4 separate regions of the Homo sapiens genome follow, and all the other regions are linked to region 1. The links are chromatin contacts, found by Hi-C in ENCODE. All regions are on one chromosome and are shown on one strand. Each heading gives the region's core, a stretch centred on a gene start or an enhancer-like site at or near the end of the contact. The rest is flanking DNA. Distances are from core to core; before and after follow the strand shown. Region 1 overlaps LINC02732 (long intergenic non-protein coding RNA 2732). Region 2 overlaps LOC105369484 (a long non-coding RNA gene). Region 3 has its middle 93 kb from the start of ZC3H12C. Region 4 has its middle 15 kb from the start of ZC3H12C.

The links. A loop is a pair of places that touch in the nucleus more often than their neighbours do. Pooled maps may share reads with other maps.
Region 2: a map with no recorded cell type shows a loop between it and region 1 (7-fold over the local background). The contact joins two enhancer-like sites. A Hi-C loop is called at or near these places in 2 of 37 single-sample maps with no recorded cell type and 5 of 50 pooled maps.
Region 3: a loop to region 1 is called in a map with no recorded cell type, with 8 times the contacts of the local background. The contact joins two enhancer-like sites. A Hi-C loop is called at or near these places in 2 of 37 single-sample maps with no recorded cell type and 2 of 50 pooled maps.
Region 4: a map of A673 shows a loop between it and region 1 (2.1-fold over the local background). The contact joins two enhancer-like sites. A Hi-C loop is called at or near these places in 1 of 168 maps with a recorded cell type or tissue (A673), 5 of 37 single-sample maps with no recorded cell type and 8 of 50 pooled maps.

Annotation. Positions count from the first base shown.
Region 1 is chr11:110,372,299-110,374,895 of GRCh38, forward strand. The region is part of intron 2 of LINC02732 (long intergenic non-protein coding RNA 2732); the gene reads left to right. The region is part of intron 1 of LOC107984385 (a long non-coding RNA gene); the gene reads right to left. Among named protein-coding and RNA genes, the nearest start is that of LINC02732, 18 kb to the left of the region's middle. Within about 2 kb of position 1,278, at least 3 of the 41 ENCODE cell types and tissues checked have a DNase peak (open chromatin) inside an H3K27ac peak, as active enhancers do.
Region 2 is chr11:109,969,869-109,972,465 of GRCh38, forward strand. It overlaps LOC105369484 (a long non-coding RNA gene), which reads left to right. Exons shown (of 3, transcript XR_948004.2): 2 at 2,458-2,537. Among named protein-coding and RNA genes, the nearest start is that of ZC3H12C, 120 kb to the right of the region's middle. Within about 2 kb of position 1,348, at least 4 of the 41 ENCODE cell types and tissues checked have a DNase peak (open chromatin) inside an H3K27ac peak, as active enhancers do.
Region 3 is chr11:109,998,841-110,001,437 of GRCh38, forward strand. No RefSeq gene overlaps it. Among named protein-coding and RNA genes, the nearest start is that of ZC3H12C, 93 kb to the right of the region's middle. Within about 2 kb of position 1,276, at least 5 of the 41 ENCODE cell types and tissues checked have a DNase peak (open chromatin) inside an H3K27ac peak, as active enhancers do.
Region 4 is chr11:110,076,758-110,079,354 of GRCh38, forward strand. No RefSeq gene overlaps it. Among named protein-coding and RNA genes, the nearest start is that of ZC3H12C, 15 kb to the right of the region's middle. RefSeq lists enhancers at 969-1,138, 1,439-1,488. Within about 2 kb of position 1,279, at least 7 of the 41 ENCODE cell types and tissues checked have a DNase peak (open chromatin) inside an H3K27ac peak, as active enhancers do.

The sequences.
Region 1 (2,597 bases), core at 28-2,527:
TTTCAGAATGGAGCTTCCTTGTTATCCCAAATGCCAATTTTTAATTTTATTATTTTATTTTATTTTTTTGAGATGGAATCTTGCTCTGTCACCCAGGCTGGGGTACGGTGGCACAATCTCAGCTCACTGCAACATCCACTTCCCGGGTTCAAGTGATTCTCCTGCCTTAGCCTCCTGAGTAGCGGAGATTACAGATGCCCACATCCAAGGTGGCTAATTTTTTTTTCTTTTTTGTATTTTCAGTAGAGATGGGGTTTTGCCATGTTGGCCAGGCTGGTCTTGAATTCCTGACCTCAAGTGATCCGCCCATCTCGGCCTCCCAAAGTGCTGGGAGTACAGACATGAGCCACCATGCCCGGTTGCCAATTTTAAAATATTTTGTCTTTTCTCCCTGGATATGAAATAAAAGTGATTAGGTCTTAAGATAAAAAAATTAAAACACATTTATTTTCCTGTAACATGCAAAAATGCAAAAAAAAAAAAAAAGAAAGTAAAATAAAATAGATATAATTTTGGAGAAATTGCCTTTGCTCACTGTGGATTCTGGAGGGTGTGAGTGATGGACAGGTCCATCTGTGCATGGAGAATGGAAAGCCCCTTCTCCAGGATCACCCTTTACCTTAGGAGAACACCTCAGCTCCAGGCACCAAGCAGGAGTATCATAGGCACTTAGCTTTACTCCTATAGACAAATAAGAGTGGGGAGACTATGTGGTAAGGAATGATACCCTTACACTCTTTCCAGCCCTTCCCAGTCTTACAAGGAGTGACACACTTGGTGGCCTTCAAGCCTGTCACTGCAATTCATGCAGTGGGTGGTAAGAGGACAAAGCACGCTAGGTCCCTGATCCGACCTCCCAGGGATGACAGGTCTGGCTACTCCTCAAACTGAACCTGAAAGAATGCAAATGGTTCAAGTTTTCACCCTGATTCTGGCACACCCCGAGGCAAAAATAGCCATTTGCCTTCATACGAGCTTCTGTGTAGGCTGTGAATAAGGAGGTTTCTATCTCAGCTTTCTTTTTGCTCATTTAAAGACAACTGAGAGTACGACAGGGTAATTGTTTTGTTTTAAAGCACTGTAATTTAGTTCCTTTCTGGACCTTCTATGTATGAGTCATTTTCTGTAGCAGTACTAAGAGATGCAAATAGAAAAACATTATTTCTGAAAGCTTGAGATTTCAAGCTGGGCCTTTTATTCACATTCTCTTGCTAGTTTTAGTTTTACTTGTGACATTCATGTTATTAGAAGAATGACACAATTTCAATCACATTTTTGTCCCATGTACTAATGTAGCAAACAATTTCACAACCTTCCCTTTCTTTTACATGTGAGTCATTATCATTTGGTTTTGTTCTCCTTTACTCCTGAACTCACTATCTCCTGATCACATGTATACACATTTCTCTGATATCCTAGATCTTTATGGGTGATCAAGATTTTTGTATATTCTGTTTTGTTGCTTTCATACCCGCTAGTATCCTTTTTAAGTTTGACTCTTTTATACTTTGGGAGATGCCAAACAAATACTTCAGGAGAAAGGAGGCAGTGTGTTGAAAGGAAGTTGACAAAGCAAGAAGAAAAGAAGAAGAAGATATAAGGAGGAAACGTAGTGGCTCTTAAACAAAGATCTTGCATCTTTTCCTTCTTTAATTTTTTTTTTTTTTTTTTTTTTTTTTGGTTTGAGACAGAGTGTCACTCTGTCATCCAGGCTGGAGTACGGTGGTGCAACCTTGGCTCACTGCAACCTCCACCTGCTGGGTTCAAGCGATTCTCCTGCTTCAGCCTCCTGAGTAGCTGGGACTACAGGCGCAGGTTACCACGCCTGGCTAATTTTTGTATTTTTAGTGGAGGTGGGTTTCACCATGTGGGCCAGGCTGGTCTCGAACTCCTGACCTCAAATGATCCACCCACCTCGGCCTCCCAAAGTGCTGGGATTACAAAACAGAATTGCTTGAACCCAGGAGGGAGAGGTTGCAGTGAGCTGAGATGGCGCCACTGCACTCTAGCCTGGGCAACAGAGCGAGACTCCATCTCAAAAACAAACAAACAAACAAACCAAACCCAACTTTGAACCCAGAATCAGAAAGCAGATTTAATTTGGAACTCTATAGAATGTCTGCACATGAACAGATGCCATAGCCGTAACAAAAATTAGGGCCACAGCCACTTTTCTTGCATCTCCTCCTTCCTCCTTTTTTCTTTGGCTTTCTTGTATAAACCTTAGCATAAGGCATGGTTGCTTGGTTTACAAAATATTTGTTTATGAAAGTTGCAAAGGTGAGAAGAGGGATTTCAGAATCAGAAAGACTGGGTTTCAAATTTTGGCTTTGCTCTGTGACCTTTGGCAAATTATATAACTTCATTAAGCTTCAGCTTTTCCCTAGTAAATATTTGACTGATGAGAGGTAAATGAGAAAATGTGTATAAAAATCTTAGTATAGTGCTTAGCATTTCAAGCAACCCAGAATATCAACTAATTTGTTAAATGAATATTTCTTGAATATTTACTGTATGCTGAACTGTCTGCCAGGTTGAGGCTGCTGTGGTGAATTGGACAGGAAAGATTCCTGGCCTTGTGGAGCTTGCATTCTGGT
Region 2 (2,597 bases), core at 98-2,597, 400 kb before region 1:
TTATTTTATAAACTGTCTAACCATTTATACTTTCTCTTCTGCAAATTACCAGTTAACACGTCCATTTAATATGCCCATTTCCATCCAGTCATGATGTTGGTCTTCCTCTGACCTGATAGACTTACCTGGTGCCAAAGAACTGATTGATTTCTGTGCTTTTCAATATGATAGCCACCTGTGGCCACTGGGCACTGTGCCACAAGTTATAATATTTTGGATATAGTGAGTTTAATGAAATATATTATTAGAATTTATTGTATATGTTTCTTTTTACTTTTTAAAATATAGCTACTAGAAAATTTTAAACTACATATTTCTATTGGACAGAGCTACTTAGACCTTTGAATATCACTTGCTCTGAAATTCTTCTTGGTCAAAACTCTCATTGCCCACACCCTTATGTTGGGTTCTCCTGCTATTACATGGTCTATCAGCCATAGTCTGTTGTTAACCTTCTAGATAATGCTGTGTTGAGTCCAATCCCTCTCCTCGAAATCCCTGCTGCATTTCATTCTCCGAGTCTCACCTCCTCCTAATTCAGTTCCATCCTCCTGTGATTAATCCTCCCAAGTCTCAACACATCTCAATTAGGTTCTATTACAGATTCCTGGATGAAATGGCAAACTTGATTAGGATTTTTAAATCCTATAATGTGTGTTAAATAGATTATACTCACTGCTATCTATGTTTATATTCCATTTATTCTATTTCTAGCAATAAAACATGGCTTTTCAAATGCTGAGTATTTTTTATTTGAAAGTGCCATTGAAAGGTTACAAACATACAAAGCTAATAAACAATTGCATATGTTTTTCAAATTCCCCTACCTCTGCCCACACCTTCAAACGTAACCACTGTGAATCCTCTCAAAACCACAGTTGGTGAAGACAGCCAAAGGTTATATCTGTAGCCACGAACCCTCAAAAGTTTCCTAACACCAACTCCAGCTGACTAAAATGTCACAGACATTTACTTATAATCCCTGGGGTTTTTGAATCTATAAGGCAGCATGGGTATGGGTTAACTTACCTGGCCACAGTAGAATTTTTTAAAGCCCTTTATGAAGGATTCAAGAAAAAGAAGTCTGTAACGCTGATGCAAAGTAGAATTCTTAATGTATTGAAAGGGATTATCATATGTCACGTGGAAATTCAACCTCGTTTTTTAGATCCACAGCTCTTTCCTTGTTGCCTAAATTCGTAATCGTGAGGCTCATTTGCCTTAGAGAAGTATCTGCAGCACATTTTTAATGCCAGACCTGCTCCTTCCGCCGTTCTTGCCCCTTTCCAGCAAGCTATTTCCCACCTCCCCCAACATCCCCATGGCTGCCCAGGAATTAAAACCAATTTGAATATGTAATCATGTGGAATAATAAGCACAAGTGTACTCTCTGGGGTGCTCTCTGGCTGCTACTCATCTCCTTGCAACTAGTTTCCTAAGTGCCTTTGAGAGATGCTGAGAACGCCATGTTGACGGTTAACCTTTTAACAGTTTTGCCATTCTCTGTTCACTCTGGCTACAAGCCCAGCTCTAAAGGAGGCACAGGAAGTGGGGTGAAGGAAGGGTTTCCTTCCTTCTAAGACTCACTGGAGAAACATTCTCCATAGCCTGAGGAAGAGAGTTGAGCAGGCTTTGAATAGTGTATTTTTAAAACATTCATTATTCTGACAATGGAGTTTCATGAAACTAGCTTTTATTCCTTTTATGCAAGTCAAACAGAGATTGCCCAAAACATATTACCATGCCAGGAAGTAAATAACTATTGCCTTGTTTTATGAATATGAGAAATTTCTGTGAAGATGCCTAAATATTTTGATTAATTTAAAAGCAGATGAGCTGATGTGTAGGTATTTACAACATCAAAGTACTTTTCTGATTGACTCAGTTTCAAAAATGCAATATAAAAGGTAGAGCATTCATCTTAAATAGCAATTTAGAAGTGGATGCTTTGGGTATTCTGAGGCATTCAAAATCTGATTATTTTGATACTGATACTGCTATTTTGATGCAAACACTGCAGTGATCAATTTGGTGGATGTGAGGGGAGGGCCTCACTCGGTATCTAGTATTCCTTATTAAAATGTAAAAGCACCCACTGTACCTCTTGAATATATAAGAATAATGAGCCATACCAGTAAATATCTGAATTGCAATCAGTGTTGTTTTGCCTGTATCGTCTCATTTCATCTTCAAAGCATGTGTCTGGGAGATAGATATTATTAGGAGTAATCACTGATGTTGCTGAGATTGAGACTTCCTTCGCAGTTGGTTATAAAGATCTAAGAATAAATCATCTTTCTTGAACTCGAGCATATCCATTAAGGTCAGAATTTCTGCAGATTGAGCTGGAGCTATTTTTAGGTACGGTTCTAAAGCAGCTGCAATTCAAGTGTCACAGTGCATGCCTTTTTGGCTCAGCAGTTGATAGTTCTGCTTCGTGCTACTCTCCTTCCCCAGACTCCTGGGACCATCGCATAGAGGGTGCTTGAGACATGCTGCACTGGACGATGCACACACCCCATCTCTCCAACATGACTGTAAGCCCCTTTAGTTTTACAATATGCAAAACCTTAGCACAGAGCTCTACGCAATTAATA
Region 3 (2,597 bases), core at 26-2,525, 370 kb before region 1:
TTGGCCATCCTGTGACCCCCAAATAAATTAATATATAGATTGATAAATGATGTATCACTCTGTGAACCCAGACATGTGTGGCTTTGTTCTCTGACATTTGCTTTCTGCAGCTCTCAGGACTCTCCATGCTGAAAAGACACAATGCAATATTTCTGCAGTCCTCTCTCTCTCTCTCCGCAAATTCACCTTGGCCAGCAATACAAATGGTCCAGTTATTCAAGGAGCCAGATTTTCTCTGGAGGGATGGGGGCTGCATTATGCAGAGTCCCGCCCCGGGGCAGTTGGAAGAACACACTGCTTTGCAAACTGTTGCTGAGCCTGAGTATTTCTAAGCCTTCCAAAATCCTTGGTACAGTCTGTCCTCACATTGCCAACTGAGGGAATAATCCTGAATACTTGGTCCCCCACATATTCTACTAAGGAAGCTCATCATATTCCAGTGTCATTCTGAAAGAAAGATTCTCAAATATACATTTGGCAATCATCACCAATCTGACAAATTTGACCTGAATCTGTCTTCAAAAATTCTAAAGAAAAAAAGAATGAAAATTGGAGGTTATAATTTTACCAATATCAAGCCAAAGATAGACATGTTTCACCTTCATTTACATCAAGCTTTTATCCTCCAAAATTTTAAAACCATTTCTAATGTTACCTCCATCATTTAGCAATTAAAATTTTAGGGAGTTTACTTGAAACGCAAGTTGAATTTGGAAGTTTGGCTCATTTGACGTGGCCTAGTTAAATATGGCAATTCCCTTCTTTTTGCCACAGGAGGCAGCTTGGGGTAGAGAATTTGGGTCTGTCTGACAGCAAAGACCTGAGTTTGAATCTTGACTGAAAATTATTCAGTGGCTATGTTACTTTCAGAAGGCTTTTAACCTCTCTAATCCTTAGCTTCATAATGTGTAAAATGGGTATTGTAAGACCAACAGCATGTAATTGTAATGAGTCTGGCATAAAGTAAATGCCAATCCTGTAAAATGCTAATCCTGTTTTTTAATCTAATTAGATATCTAATTTTAATTTTAAATGAACTTAAGCAGGATGTCTTTTTTCCGTTTTTAATATTTTAAAAACTGGGAGGAAGAATCTATGAAGGCAAGTTTGTTTTTCAAGTTTGTGAAGAGTTACACAAATGATTCTAGAGTAAAATGGCCTTATACCAAATGTTTTACCTACTCACAGTGCCAAATATCCACAATGTCAAACAAGAACTGCAAATGTTCTCAGCTTTAATTTCACACCAATGTCACTTTAACCAAACAGTCTCCTTAGCAGGGTACTTCAGTGCTGAATCATTATTGACTCAGAGGTTTATAAATACCACTACTTGTATTACTTGGAGTTTTCTTCAGTGGTTCCCTATCGCCCTCTCTAAGTTCGGTTAAGCCTGACCGTGCAAAGGGAGTAATATCTGACATGCTCACTTCCCACATTAGTGGGGTTGCTAAGCCTGTATGACGTACATGATACATTTATAAAAAGGAACATTCTAAAAATAAGTTTAATGTATTCTCATTCAACTCCCTAAAAAACTGATGTAACTTGAAGACAGCAAGTTATGCTCATCAGTTTTCTCTAACAGCTTAGTAAATGTCAGAAAGAAACGGAAATGTTCTAAATAAGGACATCACTCGAAGTCCTTACAAAGTAAATCAGAATGCATACTTTTTCTATAAAAAAGCTTTAAAAAGATGATATAAATATATAATGTTCAAAGTCTAAATCTCATTTAGTAGGAATGGTTTAAAGATAACACTCGAAAAGACAGCTAAGGTGTTAGGTGGAAAGCAGCGGAAATGTATATAAAATCATTTCAATAAGGGATTTACTTAAGGAATAGGGTGAGGAATTACAGATATACAGTCCACACTGTTAGAGTCAACTCATCATCTATGGTAACAATAATGGGCAACAGGGAAGATAATCTAAAAATCCTGTATATTCACTTTTATATTCTAACATTATTGTTTGCAGTAGATTTATCTTCCCAACTATATTTAAGATTTGTTTGCCTTTTTGGGTATTAATTACCTGATGGATGGAGAAAGATACCCAATAGCACTCTCAAGGGCACAGCAAAGCCAAAAAAGTAACATTTTGCCAGAGATTATCTACAAAAATAAATTGTGTCTGTAAGAGAGTAAGAGATGTGGCCTGGATCACTGAGAGCGTGGAGTGAGGCCAATCCAAATAATTGATGTCTCTACAGTCTATCAGCCACTACCCGACAGTGGCCCAGGGATAAGGGTGGATGCAAGCACTTCTACTCCCTGCAATTACTCTCCTTTCTTTCCCTCAGGCACGAACCCCACTCCTCCAGAGTGGTTGTGGTCAGAGCATTTTGGGCAATAGGCCTCACAAAAGAAGCATCTTCAAATTCAGGGGACAAATCCAAAGGAAGCTAATATGAATCAACTGAAAAATGAACGAGCTGAGCCACATGCTGAGAGTGACCTGAAGAAAAATCGGTAAAGAAGTTTTATCAAGTGACTTGGGTGTTTTGATTCTTAAGAAGGAAATGAAATGCAAAATTTGCAATTTATGCAGAATTCTCTGTAATCTCTTGAATTCCAAGGGAAGTGACAGGTCTG
Region 4 (2,597 bases), core at 29-2,528, 300 kb before region 1:
GCCCTTAGAAGCTGATATAGTTAAAAGCAAATAGATTGTAAAAACCATAAAATGCCTGGGGCCATGCTAACTAGAGCTCTGAGGCCTCTGAGAATTGACTGCAGTAAATCTTCCTGTCTTATGCAACCACATGTCTCTTCTTAGAAGGATCCAGGTTTTTTCAAATCACCCGTTAAAATTATTCATCCATAAATTATTTTTATTATGATCTAAAAGGCTTTAATTCTGTTTGATGTAATCCGTGCTTTACATACAAAACATTCTGAGATAATCTCTAAGTTTTCATCAATTTATTAGACATCTACTGAGGTGCCATGATCATTATCACAAACTGAAGGGTTTTCATATCTTGACTTTTTTAATTCTTTGTCTCCAATCTTAATTATCACACACTCAATTTTCCCACACCTGTAGGTTTATTTATATAGTGAAGTAATTTGGGGAAGGGTATAAATACACTGAAGAATGCAAAAGTCAACAGAATCCCTCATCAGACTTTCAAATGGCTTCTGGACATAGCTCAGCTGTCTCCTTTCTGGAACTTCCAAACTGTATAGCAGGGGCTCCTTCCTTTATCTGAGCATCACACTAGGGCATGCTCAGGACAGTTCTCTTTAATTCATACTTTTTTTTCTTTCCATGTCAACTACAGTACTTTGCCCCTGGTATCACTAACAGAATATAATTCCAGGTGTTGAATTTGAGTTCATTGGTAAAGGTTAAGGGCTCTGATTGTCTGGAAGAACTCAGTTTGAATTTTAACTCAGCCACTGACTAGCTGTGTGACCTTGGGAAATTTACGTCACATCTCTAGACCTAGTTTCCTTATCTGAATAGAGTGGTTATAAAGATTGCATGAGATAACATATGTGAAAAGCTTAGATCATTTTAATAACCAAGAATCTTTCTGTTTTACATGTATTAACTCATTTATCCCTTATAAGATGACCATCCCATGGGACACTTAGGGATATATGTCATGTCACTATTTTACAGGGAGTTCATATCTCCCCTACATGGTACATTCTGTAACTCCCAGTCACAAAGATGAAGGCCAGCTTTCTTACCAAGGCCAGGCTTGAGGTGCTAGTTGCTCTAGGCATACAAGCCCTCAAACCCTTCTAAATAGCGCTTTTCACATGCTCCACGCAGCTGTTTCCCTGAGATAGGCAGCCTGCAACTCTTTGCACTAGCTGCAAACATGTCTCTGCATTTTAGTCCGACAGAGCTGGCTTTGCTGACATCAAGGACGTGGTGCAAAGCACAGCTCTTTAGTTTCCAAATGAATGAAAATGACATATTGAAAGCGGGGCTGGCCACAGTATCTAGCTAGAAAACAATAATGACTCACAGGAAAGACAAAGACTGAGTAAGCACCAACGAAAGGCCACTCATCCCTTCATTAACATCACTGGGGAAAATATGGTCTCACTATGGAACAACCAAAAACATACAGACAAAAGTCTCCTGGGCTTTTGAGCATAGTCTAATTCCCATCTGGCTTATAAATTTCCTAACTTCTAAATTAATTACACTAGGAGTTGGAAGAGAATAAACAGTGGCCATAGATATTAGAAATTTTTACATGTGGCATGTATCTGCATCACGACTAGCATTGCTAATCAATTGTGAAATGACTATTAGGTAGCTTTGATAAGAGAGTTTCTTATTAGTCTTAGATATTGGACTACAAAAATAGTCCACCAGCAACAAAAAGAGATTGAATCTTCTTTACTACATCTGTATATTGTCAGAGGTCCAGACAGAAATCTAAAAAATATATAAGAATAAATAAAATATTTATTGTGATACTCCTTCCTTGTTTAATATATTATCATGACAATACATGTCTTAATGCTATGTAATTTTGGCATATCTTAAATATAAAAGTGTCCAATTGATTCATTATTTTTATAGCTAATTATTCAATATATTAACAATTATATTTGTGCAACAAAAACATATCTTGATTTTTAATGCTGGTAAATGTTAAGATTTTGAAGTAAAAATACTATTTACATAATATTCCTGAGAAAAATTATTCAGGTAAAAGGCTCTTGTGAATCACTTTCTTGGGGACCTTGCAGGAATTACCAACAAAAATTGAGAGCCATAAAGGAAATGTCTGAAATATTAGAGGCTGTGTGTCAAAGTATCTTGTATTAACTAAATCAAGCGCTTATTAACAGAAGACAAACCTTGTATATATTTTTAATGTTTTTGGCTCCCCAGCATCTAAGCCCCTTCACTATGCATGAGAAACCTCATGAGGCAGAGCCCACCTCCCACTCTAGAAGCTGAACATTCTAAGTACTAGCTTGCCTGGCCTCTCTTGCAGCTAGGATGATGGCATGTGGCTTTGAGTCATCTGATTGGATGCATTCCCCTCACATTTTGAACCCAGAGCTCATGACCAAAGAAGGAGGAACCTCAAGGAGTCCATTCTGGCAAGGGTAATAGCAGGGACAGAAGCTATATTCATTTTGCAGAAGCAGCAAGCATAACAATTCTAGTGGCCACCTCCAGTGCCAGCATCAGGCTGGAGGTAAGACAAGCTGTGGTGTCAGTGCCTATTGGCAGAGGCATTGATATCTTCC